Linked DNA regions of Homo sapiens: region 2 is linked to region 1. Evidence: chromatin loops called from intact Hi-C (ENCODE). Cell type or tissue: Calu3. All regions are shown on one strand.

What was found. A loop is a pair of places that touch in the nucleus more often than their neighbours do. Peaks named below come from ENCODE experiments on the same cell type or tissue, not always from the same donor. Only the 100,000 strongest peaks of a DNase experiment are listed, where the experiment ranks them.
Region 2: a loop joins it to region 1, with 3 times the contacts of the local background. A loop is called at or near these places in 8 of 110 quality-filtered maps.

The regions. Positions count from the first base shown.
Region 1 is chr2:145,902,252-145,910,251 of GRCh38, forward strand. No RefSeq gene overlaps it. Among named protein-coding and RNA genes, the nearest start is that of LINC01911, 930 kb to the right of the region's middle. In Calu3, no CTCF peak of the experiment used is centred here; a DNase peak (open chromatin) is centred at 4,310.
Region 2 is chr2:145,757,822-145,765,821 of GRCh38, forward strand. It overlaps LOC124908059 (a long non-coding RNA gene), which reads left to right. Exons shown (of 2, transcript XR_007088682.1): 2 at 6,882-8,000. Among named protein-coding and RNA genes, the nearest start is that of LINC01966, 880 kb to the left of the region's middle. In Calu3, no CTCF peak of the experiment used is centred here; a DNase peak (open chromatin) is centred at 3,220.

The DNA of each region.
Region 1 (8,000 bases):
CAGCTGTGGTTTCAGAGGGTGCAAGCCCCAAATCTTGGCAGCTTCCATGTGGTGTTGGGCTTGTGGGTGCACAGAAGTCAATAATCAAGGTTGGGAAACCTCCACCTAGATTTCAGAGGATGTATGGAAATGTCTGGATGTCCAGGCAGAAGTTTGCTGCAGGGGCAGGGCCCTCATGGAGAACCTCTGTTAGGGCAGTGCAGAAGGGAAATGTGGGGTTGAAACCCCCACACCAAGTCCCCCTGGGGCACTACCTAGTGGAACTGAGAGAAGAAGGCCACTGTCCTCCAGACCCCAAAATGGTAGATCCAATGACAGCTTGCACTGTGCACCTAGAAAAGCCACAGACACTCAATGCCAGCCCATGAAAGCAGCTAGGAGAAGGGCTGTACCCTGCAAAGCCACAGGGGTGGAGCTGCCCAAGACCATGGAAACCCACCTCTTGCATCAGTGCCACCTGGAAGTGAGATATGGAGTCAAAGGAGATCATTTTGGAAGTTTAAGATTTGACTGCCCCACCGGATTTTTGACTTGCATGGAGACTGTAGCTCCTTTGTTTTGGCCAATTTCTTCCTTTTTGAATGAGTGTATTTACGCAATGTCTGTACCTGCATTGTATTTAGGAAGTAACTAACTTGTTTTTGATTTTATTATATCAATTTTGATGAGACATGAGAGTGGTCTTAATTAGGTAATGACAGGATAGAGAAAAAAAGTAGATGATGTAACAGATTAGGAGGTAAGATGAAAATGATTTGTGGTGGTTTGAAGAGAGATAATGAAACTGCCTTTCAAAAATTATAGTAGTAAAAGAAATTTGACATAACTGACTCCATCTTGCACCTACCAGGCTAAATTGCTTTTGCTCATTATTGTGTGGAGGCCATCATAGTCCTTTTCTTGAGCTGATTTCCTCCTTGTTGAAAGATAAAAACTATATTTGTAAAAAGTAGTAAAAGGCCACAAGTTTAGAATCATGGTAGGGGCCTGAACTTTGCTAAGGAATAGGTATGGTTAAATGATAGCCATCCATTGCCTGCTTAGCTTGTTTAGTGTCCCAGAGTCATGTAACTGAGGTTACAAGATGTATAACTCCCCCAACTGCTCCTATAGATAACATCACTATTATGAGACCTAAAGGATTAATCTTTGAGATATTTTTCAGATGTAGCATTTTGATAGACTGAGAGATGCCACTTGAACCTGTGTTCCATACTAAGGACTGACTCAACTGGTCCTGCACCCTCAGCTGGGTACGGACTCACCAGCAGCTTTGTCATCCTTGTGATTTCATTCCCAGCCAACCCATTGTTTCAGTTCCCCAGCCCCCTCCCCACCAAAGTACACTTTAAAACCCTAGCCTCTGAATTCTCAGAGAGGCAGATTAGAGAAATATCTCCTGTCTCCTTGCTTGGCTGGCCCTATGACCATTAAACTCTTTTTTTTCTGGTTCACCTCCTGCTGTTCTCAATGTATTGACTTTTCTGAGCAGCAAGTGAGAAGAACCTGTAGGGCTGCGGTGGTAAAGGATGAGGGAAGAGATAAGAATGATACAGAGGTTAGAAGATAGAACGTCTGGGGATACAGACATTCACTGGAATACGTATAAGAGGAACCAGAAGCAGGCAGCCCAAATTGTGTACAAAGAGATCAGTTTTAGATAAAATGGGTTTAGCAGGACTATGGAGTCAGCCTTTAAGTGGAAATGCCCTATACTCAATTGTATAAACTGAATTGAAATCTCTCAAAAGACTGGTCAATTTTACCTTCTCCATTTTGCTTTCTAAGTATCTTCTTCAACAAAACTGAAATTCTTCTTACTATTTTATTTATGCCCAAGCACATCATGATATTGTTTCAATAACATTAATTAACTACCTTAAATTGTATTTGTTTTAAATGTTGTAACACTTTCCATGTCAACTTCAAATACTACCACTGATATGATTTCTATTGAAGCTGGTATTTTAATTTACATTTTACAGATGAGAAAATTGATGCCAAATTGTTAAGTGATGCACTACATTTTATAGTCAGTATACAGAAGATTCTTGAGACATTTCTAATTGCCTGATTTCTAATCACCTGTATTTTTCTCAGTTGTGTATTTTTGATAAAGGGTATGGATAACATAATACTTCAAAAATATTACTGGCTCTTTTCTCTACACATTTTCTTGTCATTAGCAAGTAGTTGTGATATAGGTTTTGAGTAAAAGTAGGTCCATTTTGACTACCAATATTTTAATTGGCCATTGTATAAATACCACTAAAATACATAAATCTTAAATGTCTAGCTTAATAAATCTTACACAGTGAAGTACTCAGAAGCCTCCATCATGTTCATTCTCAGAAACTAAATACCCAAACTTAAACTAATATTCTGAATTTTGTTATAGAAACTGTTGTATATTTTGCTTTTTTCAAACAAATGGAATTATACGAACTTTACTTTTTATGGTCTGACTTCTTTTGCTCAACATTTTGTCTAACATGTTGTATGCGACAGTAATTATTTTTGAAAAAAATAGCTCTATGGTATTTCTGTATGTAAATATACTACAGGTTGTTTGCTTATGTTTCTGTTGATGGGCATTTTGGTTGTTTCCTGTTTTTGTCTGAGATGAACAAAACTGCTATGAATTCTGCTGCATGTATTTCGGTGCATGTATGTGCATATGTTAACTGGCATGGAATTGCTGGGTTTACAGAATTGTGTGCATGGTCACTTTTAACAGGTAGTACCAAATATTTTTACAAAATGACTGAACTAACTTATACTACCAGGTATAGTATATAAAAATTCCAGTTGCAACACACTTCTGCCATCATTTGATATTTCCAACTTTTCTTTTTTTTTCATTTTGGTCATTCTGGTGGGTGTGTAGTAATCTCATTTTGATTTTAATTTTAATTTCCTTGATGAATAATGAAGTTGGGGAACTTTTCATATGCTTATTGACCATTCTGACAATCTCTTTTGTAAAGTGTTGTTCAAGTCTTTTGACAATTTTTCAATTGGGTCGTCTGTCTTTTTAATCTCAATTTGTAAGAGTCCTTTATACATTCTAGATAAGAGTCCATTGTTAAATATATGCATTGCAAATTTCTTCTCCCACTCTGTGGATTGCCTTTTCACTCTTAATATTGTCTTATGATGAACAGAAGTTTTAAATTTTAATTTAGTAGAAATTACAAATCTTTGTCTTAATACTTTTTTTGTTCTGCTTGAGAAATTTTTACCTGTCTCAAGTTCATGAAAACCTTTTACTGTTATCTGTGGTGTATTAACTTTCAAATTTAGATTATGAGTCATCTAGAATTGGTCTTTGACTATGCTGTGAAGTACTGGTCAAAGTTCCTTTTCTTTATATTTGAATATAAAATTGATTCAACATTATTTAAGATTCTTTTTCATTAAATTGCAGTACCACCTTTATCATATAATAGCTGACTGTATATTTGTGACTTCTCTTTTGTTTTGTTAATTTTCTAACCTATTCGTTTCAGTTTCTCTAGATTTATTAAGTCTTCATGTATACTTAATATACATTCTCCAATTTTATTCATTTCCTCATAGTTGTCTATGCTATTCTTCATCTATTGAACAGATGAATCAGTTCAGAAATAAAACTTTTGAAATTGTGACAAAAAGTAACAATTAGAGGACAACAATTGCTTTTATTGTATTGGCAGCTAATTCACATTAGCTTATTCTGACCATGTTTTGAAAGATTTAAGGAAATTACCGAAACTAACACAAACAGAACGTTACTGCTATCTTGACACTTGTCAAAATATCCAGTTTCTGATTCCTCTTTTTCCTTTATGTAAATAATGTATGGGCTGTTTCCTATTTATGGTATAAAACTGCTTGTGACTGAAATACTGTTTTCAATTAAAGTTTTGCATACTCAGCAGCATCAGATCTATTCTTATCTCACCAACCTCTTATTCCCCATATTCTTTTATTTCTACCATTCCCACAGCAAACTGTTATAATATGGTTTTTATCAACTTCTGAAAAAAAATAGTCTTTTATATGCTAAAATACATTTTGTGGTACATCTCATCTGGATAAAATGATGTAGACTTACATCACCCTCCTCCTCTCCACTAAGTACAATGACAAACTGGAAATAATGCAGTAGGAGATCAAATGGGGAATGGTGAAAGGTGGAAAGAAGGAAAACTGGTTAGAGACTCTGGGATTGCAGGAAAAAAAAAAGGGACAGGGTGTCTTGTGACCTACACCCAACAGAAGACGATGACTCAGTCCTGCATTTCCTGACTATCAACCTAACCACAGAAGGTGGCCTAGGTGGGTGCATTCCTTCTCTGGACTGACCTCAACAACCTCAGGAAAGTAGGTCAGCACAGCAAGGCCAATTACTCAGGAACCAGGCTGACAGCAAGAGTGTTCCCTTTTCCTTCTCCTACTAGGCCTGAGATTTCCCTTCTCCACTCAGAAACATATATGGGTACATACAATAGGCTGTCCTTCTCATTAGTTTTATAAGCCGTATTTTAAGATTGATTAAAATATAACACTATCTGATATGCAAGACGATATTTAAAAGTAGGAAAGGAAAAAGGACATAAATGAAGTTAAGGTTTCTGCAATTCACTGAAAGTGGTAAAATGTTGATATCATTAGACTGTGATAAGCCACATATGTATATTATAATAACTAGAGCAACCACTGTGAAAACTAAACAAAGAGATATGCTCAAAATAAATCAAGATGTAAACCTAAAAAATAAAAAATCCAAGTAATCTATAGGAAGTCAAGAACAACAAAACAGAGACCCAAGAAATAGAGACAACAAACAGAAAATGGATAATAAAAAGGCAGATTTAAGGTCTAATGTATCAATAAGTACAACAAATGTAAATAATCTAAACACACCAATTAAAAGGTAGAGATCAATATAGTTGATAAGAAAATATGACCCAATTATATGGCATTTAAAAGAAAAGTATTTCAAATTTAACAATATACGTAGGTTAAAAATAAAAGGATCGAGAAAGACATACCTGTGTAAATGCTACCAAAACAAAAAGCAGGAGTGGTTGTATTATTATCAGATAAAGCAGACCTCAGAGCAAAGACAATTACTAGAGATAAAAAGGGGAATTATGAAATAATAAAAGATCAATCTGCCAGGAAAACATAATAATGATTTGAAATGTATATGCACCAAAGAAGATACTCTGGATATAGATGAAACAAAATCTGATAAAACTTAAAGGAGAAATAAAGAAACCATCAATTATAATTAACAATTTAAAACTCCCCCCACCCCCCCAGCAAATGAAAGAATGACTACACAGAAAATCAGCAAGGATATAGATCTAAACAATGCAATTAGCCAACAGGATCTCATTGGCATATATACAATAAGCCAACCCATAGCAGTAGAATATACTTTCTTTTTTTAAGCACCCCTGTCCTGGGCCATAAAGCAAGCCTTAACACATTTAAAAGAATTAACTCATACAGAGTATGCTCTCTGAACATAATGGATTCAAACAAGAAATCAAAGATACAGAGACAACAGGAACATCTTTAGATACTTGGCATAATATCCAAAAACTAGAAACAAAACAAAACCCCGATGTCCTTCAGTAGATGAATGATTAAACAAATGGTGATACATTGATACCATGGAATATACTTTGCAATAAAAAGAAATAAACTATGGATATCACACAAGTAGAGACAAATCTCCAGTGAATTCTGTCGAGTGAAAAGAAGCCAATATCAAGTTTATATACTGTATGATTCCATTAATATAACATTTTTGAAATGACAAAATTGTAGAAAGTGGGGACAGGTTAGTGACTATCAGGGTGTGGATGGGGGGAGAGTGGAAGAGGAGGTGGGTGTTACTATAAAAGAGCCACATGAGAGATAAGAGAAGTGAGGGAACTGTTCAGTATCCTTCCCATGGTAGTGGGTATATAAGCTTACGTATATAACCAAATTTTATGAAACTAAACACACACACATATACACAGACACACACATGAGTACAAGTGAAACTGGGAAAAATTGAGTATGATCAGTGCATTGTATCAGTGTAAACATCCTGCTTGGTGATTTTGTATTATGGTTATGCAAGCTATTACTACTAGGGAAAACTGGGTAAATGGTACTCTGGAATTTTTATTTCTCACAACTGCATGCAAATCTACAATTATCTCAATATAAAAAGCTTACTTAAGTAATACACAATGTACTTTAATGTATTATTTATCCCTTGATATAAACACCGTTAATAATATTAGCCGCTTTTGAACATAGTTCAATTTATACATAAAATATTTTAAGGTATAATTTTTCACTGAATTAAACACAAAGGCTTTAAAAGAATTCACTAATGAGGAAGTCGAAAAACAACAAATGCTTATGGTCCTTTCGTTTTTCCATATTCAATGATTTTCTCCTGATACCCCTTCTTCCACAATACGTGTTCCTTTTTTAACATTACGAAAATAAACTTACTTCTCTGAAAAAGCTGTTACTTGCTTTACTGTAATGTAACTTTTAAATGTAATTTCTGTAAGAAATGTTGTCTTCTTTCTTATTCAAGCCCCACGGACAAGATGGCAAATAATAAGAAGAACCTATTGTAATGAGAGTAATAATAATAGCCTCTAATTATGTTTTAAGGTACTGGTTTGAAATTTATATTTAATTTTAAGGTATTGGTTTGAAATTTATACTTTATTTCAACATTAAAATATCATTTGATTATAGCTTGGTAATTAGGCAACTCACCATAAATTTTATAACTTTGGTATATATAAATTTAACAGATACACACACACACATGCACACACACACACATTTAGTTAGGTACATTAAAAGTTAGCTTTCTCTCCATTCTCAAATTTATAAGCAGGAGGCAGAATGGGTCTTTCAGTTTTTGAGAACCAGCAAAAGAGTGTTGTTGTAGCAATATTGAAATTTTGTTTTAAAATTCTTTGCTAGTAGAATGAAGGTGTAAGAATTGGCAGCTTCAATTCTTGCAGTATGTTATCACCGTACTGTCAGAAGAGCTCATTTATGCCAATTCTGATGAAACTGGCTGTGTTATAAATCAAGCATGAGCCAGGGGTTTCTTATGTCAACAATGCATTTCAACTCTTACCTTATTACCACATTTTTTGGACTCTACAGGATAATATCTTTTAAGCTTTTTATTGCTTGCGTGTGAAATCTCAAATAATGTTGCCAAATGCAGCAAAAGTTCAGGGCTGTTTCTTGACATTGGTTTACTGAATGCTGATCTGTGAAAGTTTGAATGCCTAAATCCTTATCTATCAATGAGATCGATTAAACCTCACCCATTGCCTTGATGAAACCTTTCTTCATTGTGTAGATTGTGCTAAAAGATTCACTAAAGTATGTGATGTCGCACAAAAATTGCTTTTTCTCAAATATCCTCTGTAAATTCTGAGTACATGTGAACTATTCGGCATGGAATGTGTAATCATTATGCAGTAGAAAAGAAACATTATATCTGAATTTTGCAAGTTATGTTGCCTTTGAAGAAAGCCATCTAAACAGAAGCTAAATTTAGAGTTAATTTATTGGAAAAATGATAAAGTATATTGACAACACAAGTTTCCACAAGATCCTAGTCTAAATAGAAAACCACACTGAAAATTTCTGGGGGTAGTAGAAAGGTGAATCATTTTATAAGAATGAGACAGTGTATGACAAGAGAAACATACATCAAAACATGCTTTATTTACCTTCCATTAGAATGTCTTCCTATGAGAAGGTTAAATACTTCAGGAGAGGGATAGGATTTTTCTCATGTTAACTAATCCAGACAAAAGTGAATAGAGATTTGCTTTCTTCAGCATTTATTGATATTAATTGCTTTATTGAACTAGCTGTGGGAACAGGGATTTCCCAATGCCAGCATAAAGGATCATTATTTATAAGCTAACTGATCCCACAAATTCTACACTTAGCTCAACATTTCC
Region 2 (8,000 bases), 140 kb before region 1:
TTCCTTTGTACTCCATCCTGAATTGACATTCCTTTATCTGTAATCATAACACCACTTATAATATTCAGAACTTTATCATATTCTCTAATTATTTAATGCAGGAGAATTTTTCTTTCTCAAGATTTCCAAAGGATGTTTGCAAGCTGTGCAAGAGGATGGAGTTTGGACTCACTCTGATGTGACTAAATGTATGACCTTGAATAAGTTAGTTAACTTCCTTGATACTTAGTTTCTTCATCGTTAAAATGGAAATAAGCCTACTCAAAGTTCTAGGATTGCTTAAGAGATTGAATGTAATCAGCCTTGTACACAATAGTCATTCAACAAATACCTTGATCATTTCCTTGAGGGCCTTGGCTGTAGAAGGTAAGAAAACCAAATTAACTGATTTAAGTAAAGTGTCTTTTTAATTTAAATATATATTTTTTTAAACATTTTTGTGGGTACATAGTAAGGTGTATAGAATATGATAAAAGAAGCGTCTTTTAAAAAATCATTAATGTAATATCTCATGGAGAAAGACGTAGATAGGCAAGGGTTAGCTGGTAGCAGGGACACAAAAACCAAACTATTTTTTTTCAGCTCTCCTTACCTATTCCATTCTTTCCTTTTGGTGCTATCTGGCTTTGTCTCATTCTCAGTGTACAGTGAGGTATAAGGCTTCCAACAGACCCTAGGTTTGTTTGCATCTGCTTCATTCAAGAGTGCATCTAAACTGAGCTAGAAAGTTTTATTCTTATGTCAAATTTTTAGGAAGTACTCTGATTTCTTTAATTTGGACCAATCAAATGTGGCTAGGCAAGAGGTTAAAAATTGTATTAACCTTCTGCAGTAACATAAGGTTGAAGTGAGGGGAGGAGAATTCCCAAAAGATAACAGCACTGGTGCCACAAAAAAGGGAGATTAGGCTAGAAAAACATGTGATATTAGACTATAGCAATAGTTTTTAAGAAAATATTCTGAATTTCCTACCTTTCTAACAAAATACTAAGTACATGTTAGTGTACCATAAACACATGACTAAATATTTTGTGTTTTGAAACTCAAAACTGAACCTACAAACAGAGGGGCTGAGTGGTTTCTTAATCACCACACAGCAGGGGAAATAAATCAGCAATGAGACTTGACCTCTTAGTCCCTTAATATGATCCCAAGAATCTTTAATTCAAGTATTTATCAAGGCTTCTTCTTTTAAAGTGACCATGTAAATCTTTAGTAGATGGCTGTTATAATGTTGATATGGACGCATTATGTATGAAAAATGGGTAGCTGAACACTTGCAGTGACTGATTTCCACGCATTAATAACCTGACCATTTAATTAAAATATAATGCCCGAGGGTCCCAATCCGCAACACAGAATGACCTAGTGAATGTCCTGTCATTGAGAGGTAGGAGAGGGATAAGAAGAAGTAACTCAGCGACAGACTGGTCACCTTTGTATCTTTGCATGACTTACTATAACTAAAGCCTAACTATGTCTGAGCCCAGAACTCCCACCTAGCAGGCTTTCTAGCTCTGTGTATGGTGTTTGGATTTTGTGCATTCCTTTGAGCTCCAAGGCTGTGAGTGCACCACAATGCAACAGAAATGTGCAAATTCCAGTGGAAGTCACTGGCACTTCTTTGGCTCCTGAAAATACACCATCATTGTGATGTCCCAGAAATAGCCACACTCTGAAGGTTGTTTCTTTAGCCAGTGTAAGCCAGAGACTCTACTGCATAAGTGGGACATGCTAGCTCAGAAACTTATAATGTAAAGTTTTCATGTTCAGCTCACTTCTTAGTTTACAAAAACCCTTATCAAAAGAGCATTCTAAATTGGAATTAGTTAGTGATCCAGGTCTCTAAAGCCCAGGACTGGAAGAAAAGATTTCTTAATTACACCAGCAGGGGCTTGGTTTCTATTCTTAGTGCATCTGGGTAATGTGGTTATGTTCATGATGCGTCTAGTTTCTGCACTGCCAGGGATAGCCTTCGGTTCATTCTATGTTAGGGTGTACAAATGGAGGGTCTCTGAGTTTGCTCTTTTTCCTGGATAGAGGTAATTCAGGATTCTCAAAAGCAACATATCAATGTAATTTTTATTGTGCTATGTCTTAGGCCAATCAGATTGAAGTTTATGTAAAACACAAAATTATTAAAACAAAGGATAATTTGATAGGAATTTTGAGTTATTTGCATATCCTGTTCAGTGAATGTCACTACTCAGCCCTCACTGAAAGTAGATCGGATTGAAACTTCCAGGCTACCTTGAGGGAGAAGTAAGGGTTACTATTCAGAGAGTATCTATGCTGCAGTTTTCTGCTAGTAGGCCATCTATGAAATGGGAAACTCAGGGTGTCTTTCTTTGCCAATAGAGCACCATCTATGTGCTTCTGTTTCTGAGAGGAAGAGTAAGTGTCAGGAATCAGTTTCCAACAATCTCTCTTTTTCTGCCTGAAAGTTGAGTTATGTGTTCTGAATTACTGTAAATTTTTATACAAACCTATGTCCTTGTGATATTGTTTGATTTATAACTTTTGGCTACCTTCAAAGTTCTGAAAAGTACAACAAAACACAGCTTAGGGAGAAAATACAGATTTCTTTTTAACAGAAATAGTTGGTGAGTTAAATCAAGGGCCCAAATATTTTTAATTGCTGTACTTTTTTATTTAAAAATATACAATAGTCTACCCTGAGGTAAAAAATAAATAGCTTGGTGTCATAAAGTTAATAGACACTATTCACAAAGTTGGGTTTAATACCAAGGCGTTTATTTTCGATCATTAAAAATCTACTTCAGATGGCAATATTCTTTTGTACAAAAATTTAACAGAAATTCATTTACATTCTTCTCCATTTTATGTTTATCTGAGGAAAATGATGCCATAAGTTCTTATGAAACAGAACAAGCCAAAAACTTTTCTTTTAACTAATCCTGATGAAGTTTGTCAAAGTAAGATTTAAGGCAAGAAGGTTGCTTCTTGGCAGGAGAATTCTGGAAGGGAAAAGTGGCTGAAACTTTGCATGGTTGCATTTGTTTCTGGTCAAGCTGCCTTATCACAATTCAAACTCTCATGCTGGGAAATTGCTCTTTCTTTGGTACCTTTTCTGCCAGAATTCAACTCTAACAACAAAAGTTTATAAACAATGAAAATTCCAGCTGGTTGACATCAGCGTCACGAAGCTTTCTCTTCACACTGATACAAATATTTACCCTGAGCTCTGGCAAGGCTTTCCTTGCCCATGTCACCCTTAATCATACATTTTTCCTTGATTGAGTTATGCTTTCCAGTATGTGATTTGCTCTGGTTTACTTTTTAACACATCCCAGAGGCTTCGTCAAAATCAACTCTGGGCAGGCCATGTCATTTGGTAGCTGCCAAACATGTTATTGAGAAGAAACTTGGCAAATATCAAACCAGTCCTCTCTAACTGCTCTAATAAATGTTTGTTCTTTTTGACCACCATTTACTTTTTAGGTCCCTGATATCCATAAAGCTATGAGCCAAGAAAGTAAGCAGAGATGCACTCAATTCCCTATAATCTATTCCCTTGAGATAACGCACCAATTTCTCTTCCAGGTACCTTATTGCAAAGAAGTTGAAAATTTCAAAGGTTTCATCAATGACTCTTTATTTCCTTCAAGAAGACACAAAGGTTATTTTCAAAAGGTTAAAACAACAGATTGATGTACTCTGTTACTGTAGTAAAGTCCACTAGAACAAATATTTGCCACACTAAAGTGACTAGTGGAGGGATTAGCACAAAATATTGCAAATATTTCTACAGAGCTTCCCTTGCCAAAATAAAACATTGGGTTCTCTGCCCTAGGTGCTTGCAAAATCATTGTGAAGTGCATTGATAATGCAGAATTTGGGGAAATTTTTCTCTCAATATTGAAATAATTGTATAAACAGGTGTCCTACCCGATAGAAATATAAATAAATATCTCAGTTACACTAGTTTATACTTATATTGCATTTATGGTTTAGAAAAATCTGGTCATTATACAAAAGCTATATATGGACCATGTGCCACTCTACTAACTCATTTGAAAATAACATGTAGTAAGCTGTGAGAGTTAAACAACTCTTTATTTTGCCTATACTGGCTTAAAAATTAATCTCAAAAATGAGATGGAACCCCCACCTCTGACACATTCATCATTCTTGTTGTTATTGTTGTTGTTTCTCTTGTAGTCCTCAGGGAATGCATGTGAGCATGCACACACACACACACACACACACACACATGCACACACACACACGTTCCTTATACACACAATATACTTTGCTTAGAGGGTCTTATTCTTTCTCTTTGCCAACATACAGCTTCATCTATGTTTTTTTTTTTTTTTTTTAAGAACCATTTTTATTTAACACAATTTGTTTAATTAATGTGATTTCAGATGGCTTGAGGATAAGTGAACACATTTAGGTGGTATAGAGGGAAGATAATTTCAGGCTTGGGAGCCCAGTAAACACACAGAACAACATTGCTCAGGAGATTGTTCACAAGCTAGTTGCCCTTGCCTTTCATTACTTAACCCAAAGAATTTTTAAAAATTCTTAGGTTTTTCAAAAGGACCTCTATGCTGTTTCTTAAGTTTTTCTCTTTTTCTCCCATGACATCATTAGTGCCATTGAAGGTACGACAGTGTTAAGTCACCTTACTCTTTTTTTACTCCTCCCTCCATCTTGCAGCTTATACATGACAATAAGTGTTCATTATTTAATAATGTTTAAATATGCAATACCATTTCTATGTTGAGGTGTGTACTTTCCAGAGCATATTGAAATGCAGTGATGTGTAACAAAACTTACCTTCTGTGATTATTAATACATAAACATATCTGAAGACCATAGTAAATAATTATTATAATCTAAGGTGTGGCCAACATATTTGAGAAAACAGGAATTTAATAAGATATTCTCTTCAGTTCCATGGAAGAAGTTGTAGCGATTTTTTGTTAATGGAATCTCATTATTCTTTTGTATCATAAGAAGTAAATGTAGTGTAGAGACATGAAAGAAATAAGCTCTGAATAGGCCTGAAGGAGTTAGAGCAACTTCGCCAATTCCTAACCTGATCAATTCCCAAGAAAGCAAGAAGAGAAATACCAAGCACTAGTCTTTATGCTAAAGACCAGGTGGAAACCAGAGTGAATGGTAGAATTTATTATCCCTACTTTACAGGCCATGGGAAGAAGACCCTGGAAATTTCACTACCTTGCTCCTGGTAATTTAACTGGTGAATGGAGATTAGAGGTTTGAACCTAGTTAGGTTTGACAAATAGGCTTGTGTTTTTTACCTCACTTGGAGTGTCCCAGTGGAGTGACCCAGAGGGCCAGATTTGGCCAAGTGTGCACTTAACTGGCCTAAGGCACTGGGGGATTTAACAAATGGATAGCCAGTTAGGGACTAACCTCACATATCTATAGGGAATCATTATAATATTCAAATTGTGGGGATTTTCTTGGAAATAAAGTTAAAAATGGGATACTCTTTGTTTTCCCTCTGTACCCTGTGGAACTCCGGAGTTCTGCAGAGGGAGGTTAGGAGCTCCTACTGAGGCTAACATGGTGGCCAAAGAGGTAGCACTGGGACCCCACCCCTGCTATTGTCTAAAGGTCCACTCTTATCTTTTTTGATACATTAGGAATCTGCATAAGACTTTATTTATATAATTAAAAAATAATGTTTTAAACCCAAGAATTTTTATGACTCAGATCTTTGAGCATATTAAAGATACTTGAGAAATAGTTTGATCCAGACCATAATTTACATAAAGTTGCAATTTTTGCATGACATCCAAAGGCCCTTAAAGTCAAGACATCAAGTCACTGATGAGACTAGGACTCAATATAAACCTGATTTATGCTCAATTTTTCAAACAGTAAGAAAGTATGAATTACTAATTATATACCTTTATGCTCCAGTTAATGTAATAAAAGATAATGTGTATAAGTTTGCTTTCATATACACCATTGAGATTGCTTATTCAAGGGACTGTATTAATGATTCAAAGGGCAGTTTTTTATTGATTTGAATTTTTCTACATTATATGCAAGTTATATCTGATAAGACAGTAGTTCTTTATTTAATTTTAACCTAACAAAGTCTATTGTGAAGCGGAAAACACTGTTTTTGAGATTTTAGTTCTTTTCAGAATTGTTCAGGACAATGCTTATATTATGAGAATATATCTGGTTAGATCCATTGAACTAGAATTTCCAGGAGTAGGAAGCAGAAAACTGTACTGTAAAATCATGCCTAGGAGGTCTTGAATAATCAATCAGATTGGAAACCACTGATGTGCCCTATTTGATTTTCAGATGTGAAAGGCTTCTTTGCAAGGAGATTATTTTATTTTTATATAAAGCTACCTAATTTTTTAAGATACCATACCTTAGGTCCAGCTCAGTCATGTTTTCCAGACATAAAGTGAAGTGCAGCTGGGAGACAGAAGCAGTATCCGTGGCAGGCCTCCATTTACACAGAGCCCATAAGAATGGCACAGCACCCAGTGAGTCTGACATGCCTGGGGGCTCTGCTGCTCCTCTTACCCACCCTCACATGAAGATGTCTCATTCATCTTTACATCCCCAGTCCTTAGCACAGTATCTGGCACATTTTAGATACTCAACACATGTGTGTTGGTTATAAGAAATAATTAATGAGGACATCATTCAAGTTCAGTGGTAAGAAACTCTCATCAAGACTTCAGTTTTTGTCCCCTTTTAATTTAACCCAATTGCTTCTTAATTTTCAGAAATTGTTTTATCTCTCTCTTTTTTTTAGGTTCCACAATAGCATTTGACTTTCTTCTCCTAACTTTAATTTGATATCTTCCTATAGTTTCCATTTCTCAGATTCCCTCCTTCATCTTCTCTTACAGGCACAGCCAATCAACCATCCATCCTCTCCTCAACCTTCCAGAAGACTGTGAGTCCTGAGAGCATAGAAACTCTCCTGATGTTGCTCCCAGACCGTGACCCGTGCTGGCAAAGCTTCTATTCCCATGTGGCTGCATGTTTCATAAGGAGAGCTACTAAAATGCAGGAAAGCACAAAGTCTTAATTGCTTGCTAGTGGGCACTCAGCCAACACGCTGTTAGCAGAATGAAATCCAATCTTAGAGAAAAAGTGCTGAACCTCGGCTCTGGATCGCCCAAGCCCCATATGGATTGCGTGTGTTTTGGGGGAAGATTTGGATATGGCAGTCTTTTTTTTCACTCTTTTGAATGGGAATGTCAATCTATGGGTTACTAGAACATTTTATTCTTAATATAATAATCCCAGCTGCAAAACAACATTAAGAGGGAACACTGCACCTCTTCTCCCCACTTATGACCTGGACAATTAATACATTCTCATTTTTTGTGCTTCTCTGAAAATACTACTTTCAATGCAATTTCCAACCAAATTGTTACTTTGAAGAATTCATACATAGTCATTCTGAAACATCCCTGCCTTGTTCTGTTGTTTGCTATTTGATCTTTGATAATTAATCTCCCTAAATCTCAGTTGACTTATCTTTATAATGGGAAAAATAAAAATGCTTTCCTGACAGGGATGCTGTGAAGACTCAATGAGATTCAAAGCTCTTGGCAGTGTGTGGCACAAACAATAATGTCCAATATATGTTAACTCCTAATTTTATTGCTAAAAATAATAGTCTAATAGATTTCTCACTGTGAGAAATCTCAATATATAGCATAAAATATTTGGCCCCATACGTTTTGGTGTTTGGGGCTTTGACAGGTTTTCTTTGATCTGTCACATGATATATTTCTATATTTCACATGACATATTTGATATATTTCTATAGTATCCATTTTTTCTAAAATGATTAAAAACCTCTCTTCACATAAACATTACATGAGACAAAAAAACAAACAAGTAATATGTAGAGAAATATTGGACACTACACTTCTTCTGTAAATTTTAATATGAATGCCATGCTCCAAAACATAAGCTCTGGATCTCTGTCTAAATCCTAAAATGCTGAAAATCTC